3 separate regions of the Mus musculus genome follow, and all the other regions are linked to region 3. Evidence: chromatin loops called from intact Hi-C (ENCODE). Cell type or tissue: left cerebral cortex. All regions are shown on one strand. Links, peaks and the distances in the headings refer to the core of each region. The heading gives the core; the rest is flanking DNA.

What was found. Peaks named below come from ENCODE experiments on the same cell type or tissue, not always from the same donor. Only the 100,000 strongest peaks of a DNase experiment are listed, where the experiment ranks them.
Region 1: it touches region 3 in a loop (2.0-fold over the local background); 3 of 42 quality-filtered maps call a loop at or near these places.
Region 2: a loop joins it to region 3, with 2.3 times the contacts of the local background. A loop is called at or near these places in 3 of 42 quality-filtered maps.

The regions. Positions count from the first base shown.
Region 1 is chr3:138,658,898-138,669,994 of GRCm38, reverse strand. No RefSeq gene overlaps it. Among named protein-coding and RNA genes, the nearest start is that of 4930425O10Rik, 63 kb to the left of the region's middle. In left cerebral cortex, for the core only: no CTCF peak of the experiment used is centred there; no DNase peak of the experiment used is centred there.
Region 2 is chr3:138,645,713-138,656,809 of GRCm38, reverse strand. No RefSeq gene overlaps it. Among named protein-coding and RNA genes, the nearest start is that of 4930425O10Rik, 76 kb to the left of the region's middle. In left cerebral cortex, for the core only: no CTCF peak of the experiment used is centred there; DNase peaks (open chromatin) are centred at 1,143, 1,491, 3,084 and 3,858; H3K27ac peaks cover 400 bases.
Region 3 is chr3:138,723,823-138,734,919 of GRCm38, reverse strand. It overlaps 4930425O10Rik (RIKEN cDNA 4930425O10 gene), which reads left to right and starts at 7,936. Exons shown (of 4, transcript NR_040545.1): 1 at 7,936-8,058. In left cerebral cortex, for the core only: no CTCF peak of the experiment used is centred there; a DNase peak (open chromatin) is centred at 6,080.

The DNA.
Region 1 (11,097 bases), core at 3,000-10,999, 66 kb after region 3:
GAGCACAGTTGAAGCTGCTTTTACTAAAATATCCGTGATGCAGTCCATCGAGATCAGATTAGAAAGCTTCACACTCTGGCTCCTCAACCCCCACACCATCAAAGTATTACTACAGACCAGAAATGTCTTTTCATAGCCCAGAGAGCAACACAGACGTCACTTATCTGGTGAAAGGCAGATGCCTTAGTTAGGTTTCTATTACAGTGGTAAAGATCATGACGAAAAGCAGTTCAGAAGAAGGTGGGCTTACAGAGCCTGAACACAGTCCATCCTTGGGGAAATACGAGGCAGGACCTCAAGCAGGGCAGGAACTTGAGGCAAGAACTCAAGCAGAGACCACAGAAGACTGCTGCTTCCTGGCTTGCTCCCTGTGGCTTATTCAGCCCATTTTCTTACAGAACCCTGCCGGCTGGTGCCACTGCCCCCACAGACCTGGGCCCTCCCACATCTATCAAGAAGTGTGTATCTTTGGAAAACACACCTAGCAGTATTAATCCTGGAGTGATTGATTTCTTTTGCCCAATTTATTGTTCTCCTGTCCTTTCAGTTGACGTCTGTGGGACAATTGCTTGGTGATGGCCTACTCCAAATTTAATGGCTATAGAGATAAAGATGTGTCCTGAACTGTGGTGTCGAGAGGCATGCATGAACCAGCGAGAGAGACAAATAGGAGAAGAATTCCATTCAGTGAGTGTGAGGTTAAAGGACCAGAACTCTGCCTTTCAGAACAGGAAACCCCTAACCAACTCCTTGTGGGCACTCGGGAGCTCTTCTGGAAGGTAACCACCCAAGGTGAGGGCTTCAGCCCACAGGAGGGCGGCTTCTTCTAAGCAAAGGAAAGGGTTTTCACTGGTGGGCAGGCGTGATTCTCCGGCTATGTGAGAGCTATCATTCTGGGAGCTATCATGACTATAAGCTATATGCTATCATGACTGGACCTGGGAGTCTGGGAGGGTAGGAGCCGGAAGACTTCAAATGAGGTCCTTAGATCAGACCTGCATCTCACAGAAACCTCCCAGGAGGCCAGAAGGAGCCTGAAGGGTGGAGGGGGCGGGGCGTGGAAGGACTGAGGCTGCTGAGGCCTGGCATTGCAAGATGGAGCCTGAAGGGTGGAGGGGGCGGGGCGCGGAAGGCCTGGCATTGCAAGCTGCTGCTTCGATGCAGGTGTTCTGAGTGGGGTATTTTGAGTTGACCTAAGGGTGATTAAAATTTCAGCTTTCTCAAAATATCAAGTAATTATGCAAAACAGCTGTCTCACTTCAGCCCAGATTTACAGTCCCCCATCATCCCCTGCATCCAGGATAAAGCTCAGGGGAGGGGTGGAGCTTGGGGCCATGAAGAAGGTGAGAACTAGACATCTGACTAACAAAACCACGCATACCCCAAAGACTGTTCACAGCAGGCTCCATCCCCATTAATATGCAGCAAGCACACGGTACTTTGAGGCCCCCTGTATTCTGTATGAGCTGCAGTTCAAGATCTCTGGTTCCGCCCTTGCTGTTACAGTAGCGGTGCTGGCTTATTGTTGGTCGATGAACGCTGTGTTTATCGCTTCCATTAAAACCATTTAGAGAATGAATATCTCTGCTTTTATGGCTTCTGTATAATATTCAATTTAACTCACGCTGGGAGGGGAGCTGAAGGGAAGGAGGGTCTATCAGGAGCTAGGATGATTTAAATTCTAAGGAATGTTAAAGTCAGGAGAGTCTTTCTAAAGCATTACATGGTGCATGCTGGCAACCTTGAACTATGGGAACTTTGGAAACAATGGCTACAGGTTTGTTGTTGGTTTTGGGTTTTTTGTTTGGTTTGGTTTTTGTTTGTTTTGTTTGTTTCTGAATTACAGTCTGCAAAGGTAACCACAATTGTCCAGAATTGTAGCAAGCAGAGTATAGCAAGTAGGATCATAGGAGAGGAAGTAGCAGTTGACATGGCCCAGGCTGTCATCTGTTCTCTGAGCCCATCCACCCTCCCTAAGGTCATTCTGTTTCCTCTGAATTGACTCTGCTTCTTCGCCACTCTCACCTATGAGAAGGGTGAGTGGGCTGCTACGGCTCTCTAGGCTTCTGAGTGTGCGTTTCTTTACTTGTGATATCCCCACCCGTGTAATAAATGTCCATATTTTGCTTGTTACTAGGTTTGGCGTTACTGTAACAAATTACCTGAGATAATCAACCAAAGCAATAGCAAAGGTTCAGACTGGAGAGGTGACTCGGCAGTTAAAAGTGACGGCTGTTCTTCCAGCAGACTGAAATATGGCTCCTAGTACTTACATTAGGCAACTTACAACAGTCCAGCTTCAGGGGATCCAATTCCTTCTTCTGACCTCTGCAGGCATCTACACGTATGTCACACACACACACACACACACACACACACACAGAGAGAGAGAGAGAGAGAGAGAGAGAGAGAGAGAGAAATTAATAATAATAGCAACAACAACAACAACAAAAACTAAACTATAAACAGGTGCTAGGCATCCTGCTCAGTCCTTACAACCACAGACCACATGTGCCCTATTCTTCGTCCATTCCTAACACAGTTGCACATCCTGTTCTCTGGTCCAGATGGGTTATTTTGCCAATCTTTAGCCTGCCTTCAGTTTCCCTGATCCCAGACCTCACCTTAGTCTCACGTTCAGTGTACCTACTCAGTTTGGTGAGATCCACCTGTACCATTCCCAGACTCCAGGTTCGACTCTGGTCTCACACCTTGTAGGCCAGGCCAGTCTGGTAAGTCTGCTAGACCCTAGCCCACCCATGGCATATGCAACCTCCAGGATTAGCCCAGGTCACACATCCTATGTGCTGGTGAATTTCCTAGACCCTACCTCACCTGTGCCATATTCAACCTTGAGGCCCATTTTGGAATGCACATTTGTGGGTCAGCATTGCCCGATGAGTCCCTTGCTGGCCCACGTTGGTCTCAAACCACAGGCCCAGCCTCAGTTGCACACCCTGTAAGCTAGCCTAGCCGGTGAGTGCCAAGACCCAGGCCACTCACCCCATCCTGACACTCCCAGGCACAGCTCAGGTGGCACAGCTGGCACACTAGCCCACGCAGATGGAGCTCTTTGTCCCAATTGGCATTTGTTCTTATTTAGCTCTGAGTTATAAGAACCCTTCTTCCTCCAATCCTAATGATCAATAAGTAACTGAAGGATTGACCTACCAACTCCTTGTGCCTGATCTGACTCAGCCAAGCATGGCAACCACAACCAGACTTCTACTCAACAGGGATAACCTAGAATCTCACATCAGACATACACCAATGAATAAAGTCAGCACAGGAAGGTCTCATCACAAAAACACAAACAATATGAGAAGCCAAGGCAAGATCTCATAAGCTAATCCACCAATCTTATAAAAATAATTCTCTACCAAGAATTATTTAGATGATTCCCCCCACCCAGGATACAGAACTTAAAAGAACAATACAAACTTCATCAAAGAATTTAGAGAGCTTAAAAAGACATAGACAAATAAGAATAGCAAGAAAAGCCAGAGTGATTAGAGAAAGAAAGTTCACTGCATACAGCTGAAGGACACAATGGTGACAAATGAGAATTTAAAAACTGAACTCAATAAAGAGGTAAAATATTGCAGGCAACTCAAGCTACAATAGATATAGAATTCAACAACAAGAACAACAACAACAAACCCCCAATACCTACATAGAAAACCCAAGGGAGAGCCTTCTAAGAAGACTAGATCAAGTAGAAGACTTAAATATAAAGTAGAGGAATTAGACCACACAAATAAGGAATTGGAACAGTCAGATAATCATTAAAAATACCAACTCTTTAAATTATAGGCAAAATAGAGAAGAATCTCAGGTTAGTGGCATAGATCGTGTTTTCAATAAAATCAAAGAACAAAGTTTCTCAAATTTGAGTAAGGACATAAACAAACAGATAGAAGATGCATAAAAGAACTCCAAATAGACAAGACAAGAAATTTCAGCCACCATACTGTAGTTAAAACACTAAACATCCAGAACAAAGAGAGAGTGCTAAAAACTTCAAAAGAAAATACAAGCCACCTGCAAAGAAGAACAACCACACTAACCACCAATTTCTCAGTGGAAACTTTAAGAGCACGGATTGCTTGGAGCAATGAACTTCAAGTTCTTAGAAACTATGGATCCCAACCTAGACCGCTTACTGTGCACAGCAAAACTATCTGATGGAGTTGAAGGAGAAAGAACCTTTTCCCATGATATGAGCAGACTGAAATAATTCATCCTCACCACACTGGAAGCAAAACTTTGGACTCAGAGGAGTAGGATGGGTAAGAGACGATAGAGAGAAATCAGATGAAGCTGCACTTGGTGAAACACAAAATAAGACCAAGAACACAAAGAGTTTAAAAAAGTACAAAATTATGGCAATCAATATGACTTTCAATAAATAACTGTAAACATTAATGTCCTCAAGTCCCCAGTCAAAGACAGGGACTTTAGTTGAATGAGCCAAGAAATAAAATCCATCTTTCTGTTGTCGAGGATCTACTTAAAAGTGAAAGGGTGCAGGGGAAACATGCCAAGCAAATGGCACTAGGAAGCAAGCTGGCGTCACTAGCCTAATAGCTGACAAACAGACTTCACACTAATGGAAACCTCATCCTAATCAAGGGAACAATGAACCAACAAGACATTACACCCTAGACATAAACATGCCCAACACTGGAGCATTCAATTTGATGAAATTGTTCTCTTGGAGAAAAATCATATGATCATCTCAGTAGGTGCAGAAAAGGCCTTTGACAGAATTCAGTATGCCTTTAATATAAAGGCCTCAGAGAGAAAAGAAATAGAAGGATCATATCTCAACATAATAAAGGCTATATATGGTTAATTTATTGCCAACATCATCCTAAATGGAAGGCAACTCTAAACATTCACATTGAAATCAGGAACATGATAGGGCTATGTAGGCTTATATTTTCCAAAACCTACTTTAATAAGTGTACTTAAATGCTTTAACTTCCCTTCTAGCCCAGCGCCCACCAGAGGTAGTGGAAAGAAAAAGTTAATAGGGCAAATAGGTTAAAGGGTGTGGACCTGTTTGGAAATAGTTCTTTGGGGCAAATCCAATGTGCATTGTCAGGATATCAGTGGTAGCTCAGTCCAGAAGAAGCTATGTAGCTCTGCCAATCAGTCTGAGCCTGCAAAAGCAGCAGGAAGCTACCTGAACACCAGCAGAAGTTCTTGGTGTATTTCTCTCTACAAAGTCACAACAAACTATCAGCAAGGAAAGCAAGGCGAACCAATGCCACAGTGTCATCAGTCAAGACCAACTTCAGCAGAGCCCAGTGATGACCAGCAAAGAGTGCCAAGGTGAACCAATACCATACAGCATCGTTCACTGTCTGCTGGATTGTATTTATACCCCTTCTAAACATCGTGTGTTCTCTCAAACATATGCTCTAGACAGACAGTGCATGCCCTTTTACCAGGCCACTTCCAGAAAAACACCACATGTCTGTTCTCAGCAAAGTATCCTCCCATACTGGTGTCTGCTTCAGCAAAAACATCCTCTCATAAGGCAGTTTCCAGAAAAATATCACATAAATTAACTGAGTCTCCAAAGAAACCAGAAATTTGCACTGTAGGGCTATCCACTATCTCAACTCCTTTTCAGTACAGTTCTTGAAGCAATAAGATAAGAGAAAAATATTAGGAGTATAAAGAAATCAAATAATTCCTATTTGCAGCTGATATTATAGTGTACATAAAAGATCCCAAAAATTACATCAAAAAATTTCTAGAAATATCAACACTCTGAGCAATGTGCAACATAAAATATCAACTAAAAAACCCAGTAGCTGTTCTATACCAATAATAAACACAGAGAAAGAGATCGCAAAAAAACTCTCATTCACAATAGCTTCAAAGAAAATAAAATATCTAGGAATATACCTAACCAAGGAGGTGAACGACTCTTAAATAAAAACTTTAAATTTCTGAAGACAGAAGTTTAAAAAGAGACTGAGGAAGACACCAGAAAATGGAAAGATCTCCCATGCTCATGAATTGGTAGAATTAATATTGTGATTAATATTGTGAAAATGACCCTTTTACAAAAAAAAAAAATCAATTTACAGATTCAACATAATTCCAGTCAAAAATCTCTAAATCATTCATTCCAAAAATAGGGGGGGGGGAGTCCTAAAACTCATATGGAACCACAAAAGATCCAAGACAAACAAAGCAATCCTGAAAGGGGGGGAAAGGCGGGGGGGGGGGGGAGAGACAGTGCTGGAAGGAAGGATTCCCATACCAGATTGTATGTTTGCCTTAGTTAGGGTTTTACTGCTGTAAACAGACACCATGACCAAGGCAACTCTTATAAGGACAACATTTAATTGTGGCTGGCTCATAGGTTTAGAGATTCAGTCCATTATCATCATGGCGGAAGCATGGCAGCATCCAGGCAGGCATGGTGCAGGAAGAGCTGAAAGTTCTACATCTTTATCTGAAGGCTGCTAGCAGAATACTGGCTTCCAGGCAGCTAGGACAAAGGTATTAAAGCCCACACCTACAAGACCACACTTTCCAACAGTGGCACTCCCTGAGCCAAGCATATATAAACCATCGCCATGCTGTGTCACTGAACTACAGCAATAAAAGCAGCATGGCACTACACAAAAAGCAGACACATAGATCATGGTTGGGAGAGGGGCTGGAAGAGGGGGGACATTAGGACAATGGTGCTATGAAGGAGAAAATGAGAATAATGAGAGGAAGTGTTTACAGAAGGGGGAGGGGCAATACTAAAGGAAAGGGGAGAGGAGATGAAGAAAATTAAGGATGATTGAAAAGGTCACAGGGAGACATTATTGTATGTTCACTTAATATATAGATTGCCAAGTTCTGCATGTCTTCATGCAGGAACCTAACTAGCTGACAAGAGAATGAATGAAGGGTGGAGACATAGAAACATGTGCAGAGAAGCTGGGATGGTGGAGGGCATCAACTGCAGCCAGGAGCCTCTGCACACTTACCTAATAGGTCTGATTCAAGCAGGCAAGCTTACTGTATACAGCTGAATAAGGTGGAGGGCTTCTGGTGTACAGCTGAAAAGGGGGGCAACTTTAATGTTTGCACGAGGAGACAGACCTCAGGCTGCAGCCATCCAGGAGGAGGAAGCTGTGGTTGATAGTTTCTACACACAGTGGCAACAGCCACATTCAAAGCAGAGGAAGGTTCTTCATCCTTCTGAGCATCAGTAAGGGAAGACTCAGACACTCACATGGGTCTGAGGCACTGCCACCCTTGTATGTCTGTGACCATGACTTCTTCTGCTGTTTGCATTCACCTGAGACTTCCTTTGCTCCCCGCTATATATAATGTATATACATATTTTAACTACATATAGGTATATACATAATTTAAATGAATTTAAATAAGGTGTGCATATACATAATTTAAATGAAATTGTGTTGCTGGCCTTCCAAGAGCCATAGATGACTTAACAAAGTCCCCAGTGCCAGGCATGGGAAATCTCCCTTCAAGTCATGTCAGAGGAGACCAAGAGACTCCCCAAACAATATAGGCTATTCATGTTGCTCTTGCTTGCCTAGAACTTTAAGTACCTATTGCTAAACACACCATACACTTTGGACATAGGGAATAGAGCTGGAACTAGTCTGGAAGCTTCCTCCCTGGGGACTAGCTCTCATAGTATCCAAAAGTACACATGCAAGCGGCCAGTGGAGAAAAGCTATGAAAAGTCTTGCCTAATGCCTTTGAACCCACAACCTTGCCATGATATACCAAGGATAATAGTGGCACTTACATTTCAGGGATAACCAACAGCCACTTAATTGGGCCTAAGGCCCTTTCAATAGGTGGGAATTCATACCTAGTACTGTAAACCAACTACTTGTGGCTGATGAGGTCCTGGACCCTAGAAGAGACTGTTATTGTCATGTTCCTAAACCAGTAAAATCCTCAACCCACATATTCTAAATGCCTACCCTTAACCCACATATTACAGGAGTTCTCACCACTACTTTTGGCAGCAGACTGCAGAGATCTACAACTGGTTCAAATGCACAGAACATCTGACTGTGGGATACTCATCTCCAGTTGATGCATCTACAACACCATAGTTACACCTAAGGCTCAGGGACTATCAAGGGGGTGGGGTGGTAGAAAGAGTGTAAGAGCCAGAGGCCTGGATATTTTCTAGGAGATTGTGTCTTTTCTGTGTGACAGGATTTTGCACCTATGAATCTTAAGAATATGGTCACTTAAACAAGACCTGCACAATGACAATACCAGTTGATGTGTCAACACAGATGGGAGAAATCTCACAAGGTATTCATCTGCCTATGGAGGGTGGCAGGGTCAGGAGACTGAAAGTGTCTAACCTACTGGAATACTATAGGACATCTACATCGTGAAGGGATTCTTATGCCTGTGAAAGAGGAGGGTATCGTAAGACATGTCCATTCTAGATGTGAGGACTATGTAATTTGTTGTTCAAACCGAATAATACACATTCAAGGACAACAGCACAGACCCAGGAACTCTCACCTTTCTGCCTACTAGAAGGAGGTTTCTTGGCCAATGAACAATACTTTATTTTTACTTCCAGTTGCAGAAAAAAAAAAAAACAAATTTCAATTTAATACCTCCCTGCCCCCCTTATTCTTAGGTAGCCCAAGTCAGTCCCAGACTCACCATGAAGCCAAGCTTGTCTTGTGTTGGATTCCTGATCTCCTGCTTCTCACTCCTAAGTGCTGCGATTTCAAGTGCTCATCACCATAGCCAGCTACCCCCCACGAGGTTTCTAATAGTTCTGATAGCTGTAGTTTTATAATATGTACACACCATATTCAATAACTTGTTCATGCTTTGATGGCTTTATAAGCGAACCTTAGCTTGTTTAGAATCGGGATCACTTTTTTCCCCCCTAATCATAAAGGTCATCTTTTTAAAAAGACCTCATTAAAAATAATACTGTACGATATAGAGATGACTAAAGGATAACGTGAGAGCCCATGATGGAAGCAGCAGGGGAAACCCAGTAAGTACCACCAATGGTTTTCAGTGCTACCAAACAGTGAATTCACATACAACCAGGCTGACTGGGGTTTGGTTTGGTTTGGTTTGGTTTATTTTGTTTGAGACAGACTTTCAGATGTGATCCAGGTTAGCCTTGAACTCTTGCCTCAGCCTCTCCAGTGCTGAGATTATAGGCACATGGGGGGTGGAGTGGGAGTGGGTCATTGTTCCCTGGACCAGGCCATTCTTGTTGTTTGTTTGTTTGTTTGTTTATTTTTCATTAACTTATTTCTTTATTCACTTTGCATCCTGCTCAAAGGCCTCCTGTGTGGCACCTTGCTACTACCATGTCCAGACAGCTTTCCTGAGCTCAGCCCAAAATGGAAGACTCCCTTTTCTTAGTGGGCGTCCTCTTCTCCACCTGATCTGGGGAGCCCGACCCCCAATCTTCTTCCTGAAGAATGTCACATAGTCCTTGGTGAAATTACAGATTCAACTTCCTGGTATGCTTTTGCATGGAAGTGAGGTATCCCAGAACCTTAAACCTCAGCCAATGAAACTTCACCCTAAGAGCCCCTTCCTACTTTCCAAGGTTCATATACACAGATAGCACTTGATTCACCCCGAAAAAGTGTGTGCACACAAGCTGTTTCATTGAATGTCATCTAGGACAGCTATAATACTAAAATCCTTGGAGAAGCCCCACCTCCACTCCCTCACCACCCCTCCCTGCCCCCCCCCCCAGCCCCAGCTGGCATTCACTGCTGGACGAGAATCCAACTGACCAATCTGTTCTGGTCTTCACTCTGTCCTTCCCTGCCTGATGTACAGCAGTGCCTGGACACCCCCAAAAGTGGAACTACACCCCTCCCTCCTATCCTTCCACTCCCTTCCTCCCCTTCTCCTCAGACAAGAGGAGGCCAACCTCTGGGTACCAACTTACCCTGGCACATCAAGTCTCATCAGGATGAAGTGCATTCTCTCCCACTAAGGCTAGACAAGGCAGCCCAGCTACAGGAAAGGGATCCAAAGGCAGGCAATAGAGTCTGAGTCAGAGACAGGTCCTGCTCCAATTGTTAGGGGACCCACATGAAGACCAAGCTGCATATCTGCTACATATGTATAGGGGGCTTAGGTCTAGTCCATGCATTCTCTTTGGTTGGTGGTTCAATCTCTGTGAGCCCCCGTGGGCCCAACTTAGTTGACTCTGAGGGTCTTCTTGTGGTTCCCTTGACCCCTCCAGCTCCCTCAATCCTTCCCCTCTTCCACAAGACTCCTGAGCTCCACCTATGTTTGTTTGCCTGTGGGTCTCTGCACCTGTTTCCATCAGCAGCTGGATGAACCCTGACCAGCCCATTTTTATTCGAAGACTTAGAAAACTCTTAAGGAGTTAGTGTGAGAGTCGAAAGGTCAAGTGGAGCAGCAGCTTGGTGTTGGGCTGCAGTGTGCTGCATCCTGGGGTTTCCCTACGAGCTAGAACCAGAGCTCGCTGACAGTACCTTAAGTGCAAGGCAGCATTGATCTTCCAGGTTTGGGAGCTAATAAGGAGTTGTAAGACCCCCGAAGCTGGGCCTCCGCTCAAGTCCTGGGATGAAATGGCCAGCACCCCAATGACTCGAGAGAAAAACACACCTGATGCAAACTGCAAGAGGTTTTATTATCAGCTAGCTGAGGACGAATTCTGCTGTGCAGGGCAGGGGAGTTCAACCCAGAGCGGTGACAGTAGGGGGCTTTTAACAGTTAGCTGAGGAATTGGGAGGAGTTGGGAAGAGTTAGGAGGAGTGTTCTTCTCTGCCCCGATGTCCTTGGTAAATTACAATTATCACATCTCTGGTTGTAAGGCTCAGAAACAAAAAGGCTTTTTGCTGGCTATAGAGAACAAAGAGCTTCTTTCTGGCTGTATTTTTAGAGATCAGAGAAAACAAGCTTGGGGAATGTCCAGGGGCTTTACCTTCTAGGGAGAAACGCTCTAAGTTGGGGTCTCACAGAGTATGAACTATAGGAGGAAAGGGGTAACTGGAAGATATGACAGGAGTGTGACCCGGTCTCATCTGTGTCTGATTTAATTTATACTCTCTTTTTGGG
Region 2 (11,097 bases), core at 68-8,067, 76 kb after region 3:
TTTCAGTTCTAATGCTAAGCAAATAAGGGTTTGAAATAATTAAACACATTCACAGCAAGATTGGAAAGAATCCATAAAAGAATATACAGGGGTTTTCTTTTTATACCTTTGCAGACTGAAGGAGAAGCCACACCCATAGTAAAATTCCAACAAGGCTGATCAGTTGACCAGACCTTCACATCTGCAGAGAGTTGGAATGTTGAAGATCTAGAGCCAAATCAGCTTGAGCCTAGCAATGATGACAACATTCTAGTTCTACAGCATATCTTACCAAGAAGCAGATTTTCAAACGACTCTGTAAGACCCCCGAAGCTGGGCCTCTGCTCAAGTCCCGGGATGAGTTGGCCAGCACCCCAATGACTCGAGAGAAAACCACACCTGATGCAAACTGCAAGAGATTTTACTATCAGCTAGCTGAGAATGAACTCCTTCTGCCACCCAGGGCAGGGGAGTTCGACCTGAGCAGTAACAGTAGGAGGCTTTTAACAGCTAGCTGAGGAATTGGGAGGAGAGTTGGGAGGAGAGTTGGCTACAGTTCCTTTCTGGAGATGAGGTGGGGGTGGGAGATGGGAGGGGGCGGGTGAGTGAGCTGTAGCTCCTCTCCAGCGTCTATCTCCATGTCCTTGTAGGTCTTCCTACAATTATCTCATCTCTGGTTGTAAGGCTCAGAAACAAAAAGGCTTTTTGCTGGCTATAGAGAACAAAGAGCTTCTTTCTGGCTGTATTTTTAGAGATCAGGGAAAACAAGCTTGGGGAACGTCCAGGGGCTTTACCTTCCAGGGAGAAACGCTCTAAGTAGAGGTCTCACAACTCCAGTAGGGCTTCTCTTGTACTCTCATCTGTCCTAATATTTTTCCAACCAATAGGCAAAGCATTTGGTTTGCCTATTGCATATCAGCAGAATACTAGCTTCCACCAACCCAAGAGCTCAGCATGCCATCAGATAACATCTGAAACCCATGGTGGACATTGCCTCCCTCCTGTCTATAACCAGCCTGTCTGATGTATCTGTGAAGCATTTGGGAAAGTCCATGATGTGTGTGTGGGCTTGTTTTGTTGTGACTAGAAAAGCTGTAACTGCTTCCACACTGTATCATGTTGTATGCTGTAATCAGGTTACACCCATATTCCGTGCCATGGTCACGTTTGGCTCAGAATAAAATTTCTCTTTATCCCTTTGAAGTGAGAACTGCATGTCACATGAGCCCCATCTTTGAGCATTAGTTATTTTTTTTCCCCACCACAGCTTGTATTTACTTTCTGTGAATTTTGTTTCCAAAGTGTTAACGCAGAGCTCTTGACCAGTTTTCTGTAGAGAGTTGCTTTTTCTAAGTTCTGTGGTTAAAACAATGTCTAATGTAAATATTTTAAGCCCCAGTCAGCTGATTTTTCCAAGGAAGAAAGCTTGTTTTGTGGCTAGCCTCTCAGCTTCAAGCTGAGATCTTCAACTATTCCTCTGCAGCCTCCTGCAAATTCAGCCCGAGGCTAATTGTTACTGCGGGTGGCAGTGAGGGGCAGGCCTGCAGGTTCCAAACCCTAAGAGCTCAGCAGCACTTGCTCTGCAGGAAGGAGTCTAATGCACACATTTGCTAATAGCATGTTTACTCTGCGTTAACCATCCATCTGGATGGCGTCCAGACAATTGGCTCAGTGGGAGTGCTAGACTCCATGGCCTTGGTGTTTGTGAATCCTCTCCCTGCTCTGGGGGAGGAGACTGATAAGAAGAATAACATCACCATGCCTCAAATCTCAGAGACAAGACTGGTCACCTGATCATGAGGACAAGACCGATGGTTGTTCAACTGCCTTTGTTCCCCCACTTTATAATCTGCTGGCTAACGATGAGATGAAGACCGATCTAGCACTGAACTACAATCTTCTCAGACTGCTGGATCTCCGAACAAAACAACTTAAAAGATCCGGGTCCTGAGCTCCTCACGTGTGACAGGCAGCAGAGTCACGTACACTCCCCCAGCCTACAGTGAGTCAGCACTAGCACTGGCCAAAAGCATCCGGAGAAAAGCCGGGGCTGTGGTCTGCTGTGGTCCCCAGGGGCAGCGATGGTGACCCACTATGGGGAACAAATGCTTGATGGACAGTCATGCTGGGAAGACACGGGGACGATTACTGGGAGTCAATGAGTTTGTTGTACATGTTATGTCATTTAAAATCTTAGTTGTAATTCTATGAGGTGACTACACATATTGTCCCCATTTCCCAAATGAGAAAACTGAGTCTATGAAGAAAGGTTAAAGAGCTCACTGAAGATCCCACAGCTAGAGCTAAGTTACGGTGCACTGCACCTCAGTGTGTCAAACCTCAAGCCTTCAGCCCGGGCTCTCCAGAACAGTCCATCCCGAGACGGGATTTTTCCGAGTTAAAGCAGAGATTCTTAGCATTCTGAGGAGTTCACTCTTAATGTGCCGTCGAAACACTTAGCTCTCCATGTTTTCTTGAAGCATTTCATGGAAATGAGGGCATTGTATTTCATAACTAGAGACGGCCCAGGCCACCCATCTCATATCATCCAGGCTCCCAAATCAAAATATCAAGCAGACAGTTCAGGAGATTGGTCCAACAGAGAGTAAAGAGACCCTACAGGTGGGAAAATGCGTTAACAATGCAGACTAACTAACATCACAACGCCACTCCCGGGAATACAAAACTGAAGCCCCGTTCCAAGGAATCCAGGCTCAATCTGCCAAGCCTTTGCAGCATCTCCCAATAAAATCTTGGTCTTAGGTTACATCCAGCGTTTGGTTCACACAAGCTAATTGAGAACACTTTCTGAGCTAGCTCTGTTTTCTCACTGCCGGTGTGGAACATCCCCTTGCAGTGGGTAGGTAGATCAGAGCTCCCTAATGGATTCGGACCAATTTAGATCGGATTCAGTTCACATCTGTGAGTGAACGGTGAACTTCAAATGTCTCTGGGGAAGAAGTTGTCCTGTGCGGTGCGTCCCCTCCCTTCCCTGCTTACCCCTGGCCTGCTCCTGTGCTCAGGCAGAGGTGTCCACTCAGGGAGGCTGCCCTCTGCTTTGCTATGGAATGCTGTGATCTCAGCTCCACTTACAGAGTACTACAAAGGGCAGGCCAGACTAGATCTTCAAGTACAGTCAAAATAACTTCAGAAGCTTGGGCCCTTGGCAAGCATCCCACTTCAGGGATCTCTCTTAATTCTTTTTGTCTATTGCCGGTTGGTTAGGAAAAACATGCGTGCTCTTGTGGCAAGAACATGACACCATGAATCAGAACATGTGTGACTTTTTCCTGTGTAGGTGTAAGACCCGAAAAGCCTTACGTCCGGGATGTCCCACTCACAGAGACGCAGAGATGGAGATCGATGCAAACAGCAAGAGGTTTATTAATCCAGCACGCTGGGGTCGGTCTGAAATCAGAATAGAAGCGACCCCGAGTAGCTAAAGCACACACCTTTTACACATTTTTGGGGGGCAGTTTATCATTGGTTAACCTTTAGTGACATTAAGGGGCAGACTTAAGGACCGAAGACATTGTGTGGGCTTTTCTATACAATCAGAGAACTATCTCTTAGCGCATCTTGCAGTGAGGCAAATTCTGGGAAAAGAATACACTTACTTAACTCTTTACAACCGTGGTCATTTTGAGCTACCACAAATCTTACATAGGGCAGGGTAAGGCACTCCCAAGTCTGAGCCTCAGTTTCCTCCTCACTACAGATGTGTCTTCCCTCGAGGGCAAGTGTGAACAACAATTGAGAAGATGCTGCATTTGAGAGCACACCATGGAACTGGAGATGTCATGAGTATTTAGTCATAATAATTTCAGTTTTACAGCCGAGGAGGCTGCAAACTCTCAGACAGATTGAAGCCATATGTCCAGTAACACACAAAGCAAGGGGGCTAGAGTGAAGGCTGGCTCAGGGATTGAGTTCTGTTTCCAGCATGCCTGTGGAATAGCTCACCACAGCCTGTAACTCTAGCTCCGGGGGATCTGACACCTTCTTCTAGCCTCAAGGGCAGGAGCACATCTGCAAACATGTTTATATACCCACACACCGACATACACACAAATAAAAACAAGTTATGCATGTGTGTTTAAATTAGGCCTAACTTCAGAATTTCCTTTTTACGTATTAGGTTCAGATTTACTGTCAATATAGTATTATTGTCATAATGTATACTAGAAGTTTTAACCCTAGTTGCAGAAGTCCCTCAAAGGATCCCAAATGACTTCAGCGCAGTACCTAACAAGAATGAGCTAAGACTTGCACCTCACAGAAGTAAGAACCAGGAACAAGAAGACTGTTTCAATGCCAGTCCCTATGGCATCAACTGTTATTATTTGGTGGCTATTTTTACACAGAAAAGCTCAGAGTGCCGAAAACTTCCCCTGTATATTCTTTGTCTTTTGAATCCCTGTGCCCTGTGAATCATGGTGATGTAACACTATATTACTGCTAGTGGCTTTCCATGGTGCTTTTGCCAATGGACACAGTAGAAAGCAGAAATCTGCTGCCCTTAGCCAAGGACAGGGTGTTGGTGGGCTGTTGGACAAAGTTGCTAATTAAAAAATAATACTTCATAGAAAAAAAGTAAAAGCACTTCAAAAGGAAGAAAACCTGAGCTATTTTCCTGCTTTCTAGTTCCTTAGGAATCTGGTCTAAAAGTTAGTGTGCATTTTGAATTTGGGCCATCAGTTCATCCTCAAGTAGCAACCATTTCTTTACTGGTTTTCAGTTTCCGATTCAGTATCTTTCTCGAAACTGGCTGTATAAACTCTACTCATTAGCCAATGCTAACCACTCTCGAGTTGCTGTGGTATGGAAGGTTCTGATTAGAATATCTATAAGTAACAGACAGGCGGCCATCCATCCTAAGGTGCAGTTTCTGCCGGGGGAGGGGGGGGTGCGGGGGTGGGGGGACACCTACAGCAGTGAATTGTCATTTCTTGGCAGGTGTCTAAAAGTGGTTCCTTTCCTTGTCTGGTTATGTGATAAGACTGTAGCTCTCTGTTGGGTCAGATGATGACTGCCCAGGCAAAGGAGAGTCTCCCACATCTCTTGGAAAGGGATCAAGAGATAAAAAACGAACAAAGGAACAAACAAAAGCCCACGAAGCTCAAAGGGGAAAATGAGCCATCATGACCTGATTTGTCATTCTTTTCAAAGCAGAGAAAATGCAAAAAGGACCAGGCCTTCGATTTAGCACGATCCGATCTCTGGGTGTGCCCGGTGAGAGTGTTGGCAGAAATGATTAACTGAGCAGGGAAGGCCAACCCTGCATGTGGGTGGAACCAAGCTATGGGCTGGAGATTGAAACTCAAGACAAGGGGAAGAGTGAGAAACCCAGCAGAGTTCCAGAATCCCCTGCCCTCTGTGTCCTGACCCATGGAAGGGGTCCCAGCCAGGCATTCTCACCACCAGGAACCCTGCCATGCCTTCCCAGCTGTGACCCACTGTCTTATTGCTATGAACAGACACCATGACCAAGGCAACTCTTGTTTTTTTTTTGGTTTTTTTGTTTTTTTTGTTTTTTTTGGTTTTTCGAGACAGGGTTTCTCTGTATAGCCCTGGCTGTCCTGGAACTCACTTTGTAGACCAGGTTGGCCTGGAACTTAGAGATCTGCCTGCCTCTGCCTCCCGAGTGCTGGGATTAAAGGCATATGCCACCACACCTAGCTGCAAGGCAACTCTTATAAGGACAGCATTTAACTGGGGCTAGCTTACAGGTTCAGACATTCAGTTCATTATTGTCAAGGAAAGAGGATGGCAGCATCCAGGCAGGCATGATGCAAGAGGAGCTGAGAGTTCTACATCTTCATCTGAAGGCTGCTAGCGGAAGACTCACTTCCAGGCAGCTAGGACTAGGGTATTGAAGCCTATACCCACAGTGACACACCTACTCAACAAGGCCATAGTTATTCCAACAGGGCCACACCTTCTAATAATGCCACTCCCTGGTTTGAGCATATACAAACCATCACACCCATTGAACCCTGCTGAACCCAAGCCAAAACAAATCCTTCTTCTCTTAAGAAATGCTGAGAGAGCCGGGTGTGGTGGCACATGCCTTTAATCCTAGTACTTGGGAGGCAGAGGCAGGCGGATTTCTGAGTTCGAGGCCAACCTGGTCTACAAAGTGAGTTCCAGGACAGCCAGGACTATACAGAGAAACCCTGTCTCAAAAAAACCAAAAAAAAAAAAAAAAAGGTAATATTGAGAGAGAGAGCACACAATATTTGATCCAGTAGTCCTACTTCTGGGTACTTCTGGGTATATAACCAAAAGAAATGAAATTGGTTTATCAAGGGGCACCTCCAACCCAGGCTTATTTATTGCATCATTAATCATAACCACCAAGATACAAGCTCAACCTAAATGTCCATCAGTATATGGATAGGTTAATAAAATGGATGACCATTCCACCTTTAGAAGGAAATCCCGCCACTTACAACAACACACACAGATCCCAGAGGACCCTGTGTTAAGTGAAATAAGCCAGGCACAGCAATCAATATCTTATGTTCTCACTTCTCTCATGAAAGCAAACTCACGGAGGTGGAAGGAGGTTACCAGGGCTGTAAGCAAAGAGGAAACTACAGACTTGTTAGCCTAAGGGACATGGTTTTAGTCAAGACATGAGTGGGTTCTGGAGGTATGTTATGCAACATGATGTCTACAGCAATATCACATGATTGACAGTTGCTAAGAGAGATCTTAAACATTTTCACCACATGAAAATATACATAGGTGCGGGGGGGGGGGCAATGCTAGATTTAATAATTTAATAATCAATGCCTTTGACTTGATAATTTCACCGTGGACACACAGACCAAGACAACACATGGAACACGGTAAGAGCATGCTGAACTTTCCGTCAGTTAGAACATACACGTGATTGTGCTTTGATATTTCAGTCTCCCCCCTCTTCCCCCCTTTCTTTCCTGAGCACTGATGCTTCTTGTTGATTTTCTGCCGGGGAGCCCCTCCCCCCTCACAAGCTTGGGGAAACCACCTTTATATTTAAATAAGCATTTTTTTCCACACACTGCAAATATTTTTCCTAGCATGTTATTTTTTTCTCTTACTTTGTATATTTCTATGTCTAATCTACATAAAAATTGCTATAGTATTTTTTGACTTTATATATGTTAGACATGTTCCTCAGCCCTGGACTGTAGCGTCATCAACCAGAGTTTAACACTTACCCTCTAAGTTTAATTAACCTTTTCTTCATCACCTCCCCTCTCTAGCACTATGTGTACAGTGGTCTCCCCCCCCCCCCCCCCCCGCTAAGACCACGCAACAGTCACTAATCTTTCATATACTTAATAGAGGTGAACTCTCCTCTGCTTTTATATGTTAAAATAAGGCTCTGACTTCCTTCCTTTTTTCAAAATAGCCAGTCACTTTCTCCAGGATTCTCTGTTGAAGAATCTAACTACAAATACTTAGAAATGTTCTAATTACATAGGAATTGATGAGTCTGTTCCCCATGGGGTTTTTTTGTTGTTGTTGTTGTTGTTTTTTGTTTTGTTCTGTTTTTTCTTTTCAATGCAGAGGCAAAGCAAAGCAGGAGAAACCAGGTCTCAGCAACATAGCAAGGTCTGAAGTCATTGTCACACCGACCCTACCGAGCATGGTGATGGACTACAACCTAAAAATGGCAATCCTTTCCAAGTGTGTACAAGATGCTGAGAGATGTTTTCCTCTCAATTTTCCTGGTTTTAAAATCTGAGCTCAGAGCCATGATTATACATAAATTATACATACACTTAAGAATTCATTTTCTATACTAGTCCATGATAGTTTGCCTCATAAATAATGTATTAGGAAGAAAGATTTTTCTAGTACAATCATTTGTCCCTAGTCACAAAAGCACAGCAGATTAAATGCTCAGTTTAGACAGAAATAACTAAGCCCAGGAACTTTTTTTTATCCCCCTTGAGGTAAAAATAGAGGAGAAATGTCCCCTCCTCCTTCAATAAGGACCGGGGCAGAACCAGCTAGTCACTGACGAGTTTTGTTTTAATGACCCTGAGAAAAGATTCTAGATTCTCCCCGTGTAACTTGTTCCAACTGTTAACGATCTCCATTAAAATAAAAATCTCCCAGGCAGCAAATGAAGTGGCTCGTCGTCGTCTTCGTCTGAACCCAGAGCAGCTGATTACTTAGTGGTGACTTTCCGCGGGCATCGCATCGTTGCTTAGTCTTGCCTCCAGACGATACAATCCCCACCATCCAGTACTGTGGCTTTTAATCTTCCCAATGCTGCGACACTTTAATACAGCTCCTTGTGTTGTGGTGACCCTCCAACCATAAAATTATTTTTGGTGCTACTTCATAACAGTAATTTTGCTACTGTTATGATTAGTAATGTAAATATTCTTGGAGATAGAAGTTTGCCAACACAAACTTGTGTTGTGACACACAGCTTGAGAACCTCTGCTCTGCACAGATACAATCCTTTCTTTATGCCCACAGACTTCAAAGTAACTGCAGACACCCATTGAGGACCAAAGAAACACACCTAAACACATGAAAATCCACTCTCTCTGCCATCTTACAACCGTCTAAGACTAATCATAAGTTTTCCATTTTAATTCTGAAATCTTGTCTCTTCATTTGCTTCTTGAAAGGTAATGAATCAGTTTGCTTTTTATTTCAGTAAAAACTCAGAGAAAAGCCCAATATGATCTTCCCTCTGTGGGGGCAGGGAAATGAGACTGGTTACCGAGAGACAGAGGTGTGTGAGCTTAAACATCAGATGTCCCTTGCGCAGACACTGTGTAGGGCACAATGCTTTGAGTCTGAGCTTTGAGCCAAGAGTGTATACTTTCCTAGGGAGTGGGGCTAATAAATGACAGACCTTGTGGATGCAGATGACAAAACCATTAAAGGGAGGGAGAAGAGAATGCCATAAGTGGAGTTAGGTCCTTGAACAGTATGAACAACACGAGACAGAGTTCACAACTTCTGAACTGAATTCATCCTAAACACCTACTAGAGTGTAGAGGGTTTTTGCTGTTGTTGTTTGTTTTGTTTTGTTTTCAGCCAAATTCTGGGTCAAGGGATTTCAACCAAATAACTGGTCTTAGCCTATTCAGGCTGCTGTGTCAAAAAATGCCTTAGACAATTTGTCCTCCTTATTCTATTGCTGTGAAGAGACACCATGACCATGGCAACTCTTATAAAGGAAAACATTTAATTAGGGATGGCTTACAGTTTAAGAGGTTTAGTCCATTATCAGCACAGTGGGACAGTGGGAGCGTTGTGACAGGCAGGCAGACATACTTCTGAGAGTTCTGCATCCTGATTGGCAGGCAGCAGGAAGAGAGGGAAAGATGGTAGGCCTGGCTTGAGCTTCTGAAACCTCAAAGCCCACCCCCAGTGACACACTTCTTCCAACAAGGCCACGCCTACTCCGACAAGACCACACTTTTTGATTCTTTCAAATAGTGCTACTTCCCGGTGACCAACTATTCAAATCTATTAGCCTATGGGGGACATTTTCTTTTAAGCCATCACAACTATCAATTCATAATTAAAATGTATTGCTCATCCTTCTGAGGTCTGGAAGTGTCCCTAGATTCTGTGACAAAGCACGTTCGCAAGGTGGGAGAGACAGAAAAATGTACATCGAACTCTTCTTAAAGAAGGGCAACTACTTCCATCCATGTGGGGTTTGCTTTTGCAATCCATTTCCAAAGTCCTCATGTCCAACACTGTTGCTTTGTCAACTAAATTTCAACACAGAAATGTGGGCCTGCAGCCAAATGTATGGATTCTAGGAGAAACAAGGAGGCCAAAGAAATGCTAGCTTTCTATAGAGTGTCCCACTCACAGTCCAGAGGCCAGTTTCCCCCCACAACCTGCTTCATCTAAGCCACCATCAATATCCCTCATTCTTGCTCGTAGGGATATGATATGGTGCCACCAAGAGGTGGCTTCTTCAAGATGGCTAGAAGGCGTGGGTCTAACAAGACTATGAAGTGCAGCTCCTGTTTCCTTGGCTAAGTTCCTGCTTCCTCTCTTTTAGCCCTAACACACACGGCACTTTTACCATCTTGCACACGCGGCACGGCACGTTTACCGTCTTCGCAACTGTCACCCACTCTCACAGGTGGCTGTAGAACCAGGTCAGACTGGAATCACCTAGATTAAACACTCCGGGGCGAAGTGCAGAAATGATGCATGGATAAAATCCCCTAATTCCAGCAGTTAGGAGGCTGAGGCAGGAGAATCACGATGAGTTCAACAGCAGCCTGGGCTTTAAGTAGTAAGGCTTTATCTCAAAGCAAAACAGTAAATGCCATCTTTAGACGAGCAATGCCCTTTCTACAGCCTGATCCCGTCAAAGCTGCACAGTGGCAAACTGGGGGCTCAGGGTTGAGGGAACACGATGGCAAGCTAGCTCATTGTTGTCTTCAGACATATACTAAAAAAAGCTCTCAAATTCAGCTTGGTATTTGAAGGACACATCAGCGTATGGGAAGCAGGAGAACATGGGCTATGGGGTACAGATGGTGGTGGGAAGACCGGAGGGGCTGGAGAATAGGGAAAGGGGGAAGGTGGGGAAGGGGGAAGGCAAAGAGAGGGTTAAGGGGGAAGGTGGGGATGGGGAGGCTGAAGGATAGGGGAAGGCAGGAGATGGGGGAAGGGGGGTGGGGGAAGGTAGGGGATGGGGAAAGGTGGAGAATGGGGGACTATGGAACATGCAGAGGGCAGGACTCAGTGACTCCTCTGTTAAGCCACCAATTCTGTTCTGAGCTCCCCAAAGAAAGCAAAGGTTTGGAAACTGCTCTCATCTTCTTTAGACCACTTTGAGGTAAGCAAGTCTTTTTATTCAGGTTCTCAGCCCCAGCCCAAGCAGCTGTACCCTTGACCCATATACCTTATCCTGTGACCTGTATACATCACGTGCCCCGGAGACGAGTTTGTAGATGCAATCTTCACCATCTCACAATATCTATGAGGTTTCCTAGCGCATGTATTCACATACACCTCTACATAGGTGCACACACATGTACACTCGCACACTGGCCGGAGACTGGGGCTCTTGGAAACTGTGTGAGTGGCCAGCGTCTAACCTGGTTGTTCACCCACCATCCTGTCATT
Region 3 (11,097 bases), core at 1,886-9,885:
TGTTTTCGCATATTTTTTCCCATTAGTAAATAATATTCTTGATCTTATTGTGCAGAGAAAAGTCTTGTTCGTTAAATCTTCCATTTGTCAGTGCCCAAAACAGAGCAGAGAAACCCTTCATCAGATTGGGGGCCACTTCCAGTTTCTTTTTGAGACTATGATTTTCAATCCAGAACCAGCCCTCATTGCCCAGTATATCCTGGAGTGAATGGCTTCTTTCTCAGTTGGCTTCATTCATTAAAGGCAAACTGCTTGCATATGCCCTTTATTTCCAACCTCATTCCAACTTCCAAATAGCTTTGAAATGCCATTCCCCACCACAAACTCCTCCTTCCTACCCATCACTAACACTTTCCCAGGTTAAATAGAATCCAACTCTTTCAGTATCCTGTTCCATTTAACTCTGGGCATGCTAATTGTATCCAGTAATTTCCTCTATTAACATTGATTTTTTTTCTTTACCTCTAAAACCTTTCTTTCTGGGGCTGCAGATATTGCTCAGTGATTAAAAGCACCTGCTGCTCTTGCAGAGAACCCAAGTTCAGTTCCTAGCTCCTCTCCTACATGACAGCTAACAAGGGCCTCTGACTACAGTTCCAGATTAGATGTCCTCATCTGGCCTCTCTGGGCACTATACACGTGTGGTTCACGACCATGCAAACACCCATATAAAATAAGAATAAACAAAAATCTTTGTGTGCTTTTTGAAAACAAAACTCTCCTTCTGTGGTACATCACTTTCCAATGTGACTGTACTTGGTATCAAGAAACAGGAATGGGATCAGCAGATACATCAGAAGTTTATTCAGGTTTTATTATCCACAATTAATTAATTAATCTACAGCATATTCTTGTGCCCAGCCTGGTCTAGTGATGCATGGCTGTAATCCCAGTACTCATATGTGTGTGTGTGTGGGGGGGGGGGGTTAAAAATTAGATTCCGGCCTGAGCTATATAGTCAGATTCTGTTCCACCATCCCCACACATGGAAACAAATAAACAAGCAAACATGTATCCAGGGTTTCTGATTAAGTCAGTAACTGGAGGCAATAAAAGTAAAAACATGGGTCAGAATAGATTAAATGAAGCATGCAAGATGCATGTGGTTAATGTTCATGATGGAGTTATTTTAAAACATACACACACACACCTAATTCTGTTTTTCTTCCTTCCCCTCCCCCACCCCCCTTTTTCTCTCTCCTTATAGCATTTACTGAATACACCTACCAGGAACAAGAATACATTAATCAAGACTATCTTACCTCCGAGTTGTTGATTTGAACAAGGTCAAGACTGAAAGGATGAGATTTAATTTCTACATTTACAACCTAGTGGGGTTGTAGCTGCTCTGGGAAACCGTTCAGTGCCCATAAGTCCAGAAATTCCAGTCCTGTGCACACCTCAAAGAACTGAGGATAAGAAATAAACCAACACTCGACTTCAGTGTTGATCTCTGGCCATGGGTCAAAGGGTAGAAACCAACTGGTTATCAATAGGTAAATAAAATGTTAAATATTATCACATAACAAAATTATATGTCATATAATCTTATATGTGTAGGCATAATGTTTTTGTGCACCATGTGGAGGTTATCCTTGTGTTGTTCAAATGCTGATTTCTCTGCTCTCTCATCTGGTTGCAATCCGGATACGACATTGTAATGCTTATGTCAAGAATCTCCTGTCTCAAGTTCGTGGAAACAATGTTCTTCATTTATTCTCTGCCTTGTCAGTAAATGCTGGAAAAGCCAATAACTAGGCAATGGAGAGCATGAGGCGGGATTTCCACCAGCCAGGGGAAAAGGGAGAGAAAGAGAGGAAAAGAAGAGTCCCCATGAGGAAGGGGACCAGAAGACATCAAGGCAGAACACACCTGAGGCCCAAATGGCCAGACCAATACAAAAATGCAAGTGTCTTGAGGATTTTGGCTGGTCGGTAACCATATTAGATTAGAGAATTAGAATAGAATTATAATGCCTAGTTATTGTACTTTAAGTTGGAAAATAAATCTTGGTCTCTCTGTGTCATTATTGGAGAACTAGCTAAGACAAACAGCTACTGTGTTAATTTTCTGCATACATTTATAGTAAAATTACCATTCCATGTATGATGGTTAGTTTTAATGTCAATGTGCCACAAAGTTGCTGTGAAGAGGAACCATCAACTGACAAATTGACCTATGTACATATCTGTGGGACACTTTTTTTTTCCTGATAGCCAGATGATATAGGAGGGTCCAGGCTATTGTGGACAATACCACCTGTAGGCAGATAGGTCTGGACTGTGAAGAATAGTCGCTGGACCTAGGTCTGGAAGAAAGCCAATAAGTAGCACTCATGGTCTTTGATTCTGGTTTAGCTCTTCCCTGGGCTTGGTGATGGGTTGAGACCTGTAAGCTAAAATAAACCCTTTTGGCCCTTTTTTACTTTTTAAATCACAGCATTTAGCATAGCAATAAAAAGCACACTATACCAGCAACGACACTTAGTATGTTAAGTATACAGTATTTCCACCTTAACAAGGAATGAAATTTTTACAGCTTTTAAAAAAATATTGTGTATGTGTGTCTGTGTGTGTGTCTGTGTATGTCTGTATGTGTGTCTATGTAAGTCTGTGTGTCTGTGTGTGTGTGTCTGTGTATGTCTGTATGTGTGTCTGTGTAAGTCTGTTTGTCTCTGTGTGTGTGTCTGTATGTCTGTGTATGTATCTGTGTGTCTCTGTGTATGTCTGTATGTGTGTTTGTGTAAGTCTGTGTGTCTCTGTGTGTGTGTCTGTGTGTCTGTGTATGTGTCTGTGTATATCTGTGTGTCTCTGTGTGTGTGTCTGTGTATGTCTGTGTGTCTCTCTGTGTGTATGCATATGTGTTGTTTCTCTCCTTCCACCTTGTTGAGGCTCTCTTGACATCTCTGGTATTCTGCATTCTCAAGGCTAGCTGACCAGCAAGCTTTCAGGATGTTCTCCTCTGCCTCTCATCTTGCCTGAGGGGTCCTGACTGAGAAGGCAGATGTCAGTGACCTCATCTTGGTTTCTTGTGGGTTCCAGGCACTGAACTCAGGCCATCAGTCTTGCATGGCAAACATTTTACCCACTGAGCCGTCTCACAGGAGTGAAATTCTGATAGATGTTACAATATGAATGAACTTAGAAAGTATTAAGACCCTGCTGAAATAATCCAGGCACAAAATAATAAATGTCATGTGATTCATTGTAAGAGGTACTTAGTATAGTCAAATTCATAGACGCAGAACTAGAACCGAGGTGTTAACAGAGATAGAGGAAAGAGGACAGGACCATTAATGTTTAATTAACACAGAGTTTCTGTTTGGGATTATAAAAAGCTCTAGAAACAGTTAGAGGCGGTGTTTGCAAGGTTGCTGTGAATCTGTGACTGTGGAACTGCCGAAATTGGTTAAGATCATAACTATGATGTCATGCATCGTTTACCATAGAAGCAAAATCCATGCTAAGTGACAAACTGAGGTACAGTTCAAGACAGAGAAGTAAGCTGCTCTGTTCAAGTGTGATAGAATTAGATGTTCATGATATGTATTCTACAGTTGAACTGTGTGTGTCCTCACTTTGGGAAATCTAATGGAACTGAAAATTAAGAGGTGGTTACATGAAAAATGCTGTTTTACCCCCGGGTTTACCCCAATATTCTTTTAAATAGACAGTTGCCCCTCTACTAAAGTTAATCAATTGCTAATTGGCCCTTAGACCCCCAAGGAAGGCTGCTGAGGAAAGCATTCTTTGGAAGGAGGATCCAGAAGGCCCAGAACAGGAGCCCCAGAGCCATACAGGCAGCCAGGCTCTTTGGCCCCTCTGCTCTATAGAGGCACTGAATACCCCAGGAGAGCTGAAATGTGCTGGTGACAGCAGAGCTACCGTGCTTGGGCTGTTCTCCTTGCAGTGACTCAGCATCTTTTCCAGAAGACTGCCAGGACCAGGTGTGGCCTTGTGAGAGTTCTACAAATGCTCACGCACAGTATTATTTACCAAATGAGGAAATTACAGACTGAATTAAGGCTTTAATAGAAGTGTCAGTGGAGGGTCCATTAAATGACTATAAGTCTACTCCAAAATTCCATCTACTTAAAAAATTCAAGCGATACAAACAATTTTATACTTATTAACTTGGTTGGGTTTTAGAAGCAGAGTCTCATGGATTAAGTAACTGAGGGTGATCTTGAACTCATGACCTGCTACCTCCTGCCTCTACCTTCCACGAACAGAGATTACAGGGCTGTTCCACCACACCCAGCTGACATGTAATTTTAGAGGAGTACTCCACAGAGCATAAACTAGAAAATTTAAGTTGGCCCTCCTCTCACCTACTAAAAGGGACATATTTTCTTCTACGTTTGTAGCTCAGTCCTGGACCCAGATAAACCACATACGCTGGATCCACAGTAAGCACAACTGACAGCATGAACGGCGAGGGAAAAAATAGCTTGCCATACTTTTCACTTTCTTACAAGTGTGGAAAGCATAGTAAATCAGCTGCTGATTAAGAATGTACATGTTTTGACTTGCACATGAGTCAAATTAACATACATAAATCCAACATCTCCATACCGCTCATGCAATGGCAATACCTAATAGTCAATATTTTTTTCAAACCCATCAATTCTGCAGTGACACGCTTAAGTTACTATGCATAAAATACAAAGCAACTTATAATCAAAACTAACTTTTGTTTTATTTCAATTCAATTATCATTTATCTTCTATAGAAAAATTTAAAAGGCATGAGATTTTTTTTAAATCTCGTTTTATGTTCAAATTCATTATATAAATACTTAATATCACCTAGGGAGACTGAAGTTTGAGGTAGAGACTAAGAATTATCATCCCTCCGTATGATGAATTAATACTATAGCAAGTACCGTGTGTTCAACTAAGCACCTTCTTGTCTTAGAAAACCCCAGAAATGATCAGGCTTCCAACTTACAGCTTCTGCGATGTGACTTTCCACCTGCATCTCAGCGGTCCTGTCACTGCCTCCTCTCTAACAGCATCTGGGCAGGGAAGTGTCTCTGGGAACTGGGGACACACTGTAGAATGTCATACTGATGGGCCAGGTCACCACTGGAGAGGAGGAGCAGGTCCAGAGTGCATACCTGGGACAGAGCAGAACCTGGCTAGAGCCAAGGCAATCAGAAGGGAGTTATGAAAAGACAACCTGCCCCTTCTCTTGACTCTTTCATCCCTCAGGACTCAGCAGGCCCCAGAACATAGCCCATGTGGACCAGTCTCTCCTTGCATCCTGCTATCTGTATACCTCTGACACTTTAAACCCGGCGCTATATATATGCCAAGAACTTTGGTTCCTGTGTCTTCGTAAACTACTGGCATGGAGCCTCAGAAATCTTTATGTGTTTCCTAACTTGGCGTGATGGCAAGATTTTTATAAAAGATTGATATAAACAGATTTTCAGGTCCTTTCTCTAGGTGCTTATATTTATGCATCTGTCTGGGATCCGGGAATCTGTTTAAAGAAATAAGTACCAATATGCTGCCTTTCCCTAGAGAACCCTGGGAAACCCTAAGCTTACTTAATCTTCAAAGTGCCCCCCAAGTGATCTCATGGAGGGAGCATCTAATCATGGTAGGCTACTGGGCTAAGGAAGGCTTTGTTGACAGGAAACAGAAACCTTTTCCCACAGGACATTCTATGTAGCTCCAGGGCCTGTGGTCACTGTCACGGTCATACACCTTTAGTCACAAGCACCAGGTAATATGCAGAGCCTGGGTGAGCTGCTTCTCAGCACACAGGACTCAGTGAGCAGCCATAGTGCCTGGGATCCAGGAAGGTGGAGGGGTGTGGGGAGTAACCAAGGGTGGGGGTAAGAGGCGGGATGATGGGGCCAAGCTGGAGGCCAGAAAGCAGTGCATATGCATTTCAATCCACAGCTGCTTCTGCTCCTGTATAAATCAGACAGAGAAGATGGGAGAGGCAGGAAGAAAATGTAAACAGCTGGGCAAATTCAATCCTGTGTTAAATATGAATTTTCAAATATTCCAGACTGAATATGTTAGTTGAATTATTCATTTTCTTGACTTCCGATTTTATTTTTAGTACTGCCGTGTGAACAAATCAGAGTCTGGAGACACAACTAGATGCCGAGATGGGCACCTGCGTGACGAGTTGCCACACAAAGTGGGTGCCCATGTGCTTCCTCATTTATATGAGGACAGAGTTGGGGACAGTTTCCACCCTGGCAGGTTTGCTGTTGGGTTCCCATAAATTAAAGATGGATGGCTGTCTTAGTTAGGGTTCCCATGGCTGTGATGAAGCACCATAACCAAAGCTTGCTCTTCCATATCACCGTTCATCATCAAAAGAAGTCAGAGCAAGAACTCAGGAACCTGGAGGCGGGAGCTGATGCAGAAGCCACGGAGGGGTGCTGCTTACTGACTTACTCCCCATGGCTTGCTCAGCCTACTTTACTATATAGACTATATACAAGTATATACATATATTTATAATATGTATTTATTATACATTATATAAATAGATTTATTATATATTTATCATAGAATATATATATTATATGAGGCTAGAGAGAGAGAGAAACTACTGGGCTAGGTAGCCCCACCAACAATGGGCTGGGCCCTCGGAAATCAAACACTATTTAAGAAAATGCCCTACTGACTTCCCTACAGCCTGATCTTATGGAGGCATTTTCTCAATTAAGGCTCCTTCCTCCCCAATGACTCTAGTTTGTGTCATTTAGACATATGATTAGGCAATGTTTCTTATGCCAGACATTTCCAAGGAGGTAAGTTGTAGCCAGGGGATGGCTTTGGTACCGTTAACAAGTATGCATGCAGGGCAGAAAGTTTATAGGTGGCAGATGACCTACTGTGGCTTCCTTTGACAGTGTCCTAGGATATGCAAAAGTCACTTAATGATTTTCTATTTCAATGATGAGCATACAGGTCTCAGTTCTTTTTCTCAAAGTGGACACACACACACACACACACACACACACACACACTAATTTCCATGGCCATTCTGCCGATAAAATTTCAATCACTAAAACTTTCCCTTTAAAACCAACAAGGCTTTTTATCTCCCCGCAAGGGCCAGATAACGATTGCGCAGGCCACTCGGAATTACCAAAGACACTGAAAGTGGAGCAGTGGAGATAAATGAGATCACTGTGGAAATGCTGCAGGATCCAGGGCAGTCCAGCCCTTCAGCTCTTTCCTCACTTGACCTTGGGGTGAAGCTGCGGTGGGTAATTCCATTCCCTGTGGGGAAGGACAGTGAATGACCAAGATGGACCCAGAGAGGAAGAGGCCACGCTATATGAAGAAGGAGAAACTGCGTGAGGATTTAGGAGACAGATCCTAACCACCTATACCGCCTTCATCAGTCAGTTCCCACTGGAAAAAACAAAACAAAACAATAACACTCTCCCTAATGTAAAGGATAAAGCTGGACTGAACCTGTAGGGAGAGATTCCGAAGGACCTTCCAAAGTATCTTCGTGAAGCACGTGGGAAACAGTGGGTTCTGGGATATGGGTCTTTAGATCTGCTTTTGTCGGCTCATAGACTGGGGCTTTGTCCTCTGGGATGTGCCTGATGCTAAGGGGAGTTGGAGAATCCCAGATGAAAACCTTTTCCATTTCCAGTTGTAACACCTCTCCAAAGGAAAAGATTGTCAGCTAAAGCAAACTGAAGATCTGTCAGAGCATTAACCAGAGAGCAAAAGAGGTGTCCAATGAAGAAATGTTTGGAATGTGCAAGTTATAGACACAGATGGGGCTCCAGCATAGGCATGGGGCACACTCACTCTGGCCTCACTCTTAAAGTGGTTCCAGTTCTTGTTGCCCAGCGGTACCACGGTGCAGCGGGGCCATCAGTGCAGTGGAACCACAGTGCATCGGGACCACAAGTGCATCGGGACCACAGTGCAGCAGGACCACCAGTGCAGCGGGACCACAGTGCTGCGGAACCACCAGTGCAACGGAACCACAGTGCATCGAGACCACAAGTGCATCGGGACCACAGTGCAGCGGGACCACCAGTGCAGCGGGACCACCAGCGCAGGTTTTGTTAAGAAGTAGCTTAATTTAGTTTTTAAAACTATTACACAAAAACTCAGAATTGCATATGAATGGGATTTTTGATGACTCTTTCTCTTACATCCCTAGTTCTATAAGAAGCTACCTTTTCCCCAGAAGCACACTTAGTTGCCTTGAACCACTTGCTGCTGGACGAGAACTTGGGCTCATTTTGTCTTAGGACTCTATGCTTTGCACAACAGCATGTGACCAGGGCCTCCATCCTAATTAGGTCTCAATTGATGTGATTAAAAAAAATGACCAAAAGCGTCTTAGAGGAAAGGTTTGTTTTGCTTACCCATTGAGATTATGTTCCATCACTAAGGGAAGCCAAGGCAGAAATTTAAGCAGAGCAGAATCCTGAGCAGGAACTGAAGCAGAGGCCGTGGAGGAGTTCTGCTTACTGGCTTGCTCTCCATGGCTTGCTCAGCCTGCTTTCTTTTACATCCCAGGACCACGTGACCAAAGGTGGCACTGCCCATAGTAGGCTAGGTCCTCCTTCATCAACCAGGAATCAAGAAAATGCTTCATAGGTTTGCCTGCAGGTCAGTTGAATAGACATCTTCTCATCTGAAGCTCTATCTACCCAGATGACCCTAGCTTGTGTGACATGGATAGTAACCTAACCAACACAGCTTCTGTCGGTTAGTCCCCTTAAAGTCACTCACTCTGCCTCATCCTCTGCAATGAAGTCACTCACTCTACCTCATCTATGTAACATGTCTCTTGCTTCCATCACTGGTGTAATGTATCCAGTTTCTTCATTTCACTGTGTTTCCATCCTCATTGTCTGATTCCCAGTCACATTGAGACTGTGTTTCCTTCTCTCAGGAATTACAGGCACAAACACAGTTGCAGGGACAGAGACCTGCATAGCAAGGTGGAAAGACCTCCAAGGAAGTAATGTTTAAATACTTAAATAAAATATAGCACAGAGTTAATAGCCTTGTCTAAAAGAAGAATGTTCTTGTAAAGGGGAACAGTAGAATATAAAGATGCTGGCTGTCTTAGTCAGGGTTTCTATTCCTGCACAAACATCATGACCAAGAAGCAAGTTGGGGAGGAAAGGGTTTATTGAGCTTACAATTCCATTCTGCTGTTTATCACCAAAGGAAGTCAGGACTGGAACTCAAGCAGGTCAGGAAGCAGGAGCTGATGCAGAGGCCATGGAGGGATGTTCTTTACTGGCTTGCTCTGGCTTGCTCAGCCTGCTCTCTTATAGAACCAAGACTGCCAGCCCAGAGATGGTCCCACCCACAAGGGGCCTTTCCCCCTTGATCACTAATTGAGAAAATGCCTTACAGTTTGATCTCATGGAGTCATTTCCTCAACTGAAGCTCCTTTCTCTGTGATAACTCCAGCTGTGTCAAGTTGACACAAAACTAGCCAGTATACTGGCTTAGGGCTAGGATTCCTGCCACCCAGAGCAAAGAATATATTGCTATTAGTACAGAGTGAGAGAATTAGGGACCAGATGGAGATGAAGGCAGGGGAGTGTGTGTCCGATCACATAGAGGCCTAATGACCATAAAAGGACTTGCAGTTCTGTTTTCAGTCTGATAAGTGAATTTGACCAGCTTAGGATGTACTCTTTTTGTTAAAAAAATGTAATTTGTTTTTTTGTAAAATGTTTTATTTGTAAAAACATCTGTCTGAAGCAAGTTGTATAGGCTGACACTATACTCTCAGTACTTGGAAGTAAAGACAGGAGGAACAGTAGCTCAAGGTCATCTTGGCTATATAACAAAGGTTAGCCTGGGCTACATGAAACCCTGATCTAAAAACCGGGTGGTGGCTGGAGAGATGATTCTGTGCTCCTAGAGCAAATGTGAATACATGACTGTAAACCTTCAGAACTCACATAAAAAGCAGGGCACAATCCCATTTGACCTAATGTGACCCCATGCGACTCCATGGGACCTCAAGTGACCTTATGGAACCCCATGGCTAGGTGAGGAGCAGTGCACTCCAGCTTCAGGCTCAGTGAGAGTTTGTCTTAAAGGAAGAGAATGACAGAGTGATGCCTGATGCTGTCTTCTCACCTATAATTTATGACTGGATCCATGTACATGTGTACACACACACACACACACTCACCTGTCTGATGGACAGGTCAGAGATGGTGAGAAAGGAATAAAATCAGAGAACTCCATTCAACAACTGAGGTCGGAGAAAATGTGATCATAGTAACCTGGGGATGAGGCAAAAATTCAGATTCCATGTTGCCAAATCTGGGCCTGGTAAGATGTGCCTATAACCCCAATACTCAGGAGTCTAAGACAGGAGGATCTGAGTTCAAGGCCAGTCTCTGGTCTTCACAGTGAATTCCTGTTTCAGACACAACAAAACCAAACAAAATAAAAGTCTTACTGATGGGCCGCATATGAGGATTGAGGAAGACAAAGGAATCAAATCTGTCCCCTAGGTCTCTGCTCTGAAGCACCTGTTTGCTAACCCCAGTGAGGAAGACTTGGGGAGGAACTAGGACAAGGGTTTGGGCCCTGCTGAGTGGAACATGCATGACACTTCACGTGGAGATGGTGAGCAGGCAGCTGCTCTAGTCTTTTGACTCTCAGAGGAAGCATCTTGGGTCATCAGCAAAGAGAGAAGAGCAGAGCTGGAGTCTGGACAAGGTCATCTGTAGAGAGATGCACGTGGAGGCTCCAGCACCACCAGCATCCAATCCAAGATAAGAGAAAAGATCCAGCAAAGGAGACGGAGAGGATGCCTGATGAAACAGAAGACAACCCATGAGAGTCTGACATCCCGGAAGACAAGGAAGTGGTTTAATATAAATCCCATTTAAAGTATCCATGGTTTATCTTTATTAACTGACAAAATGATTCTAAGCCACGCCAGAAAAGTGTAATGTGTGCCTGGGATAATGGACCATTCCACCACATCCTTTCCTTCTTAGCAATTGATATGGTTATGGTGCTTTTATGATCTTGAAAAAGGAAAACAAAAACGTTACTTTAAAAAAGAAAAGCTCCATTCGTTCTGTTTTCTACAACATAATACCTCC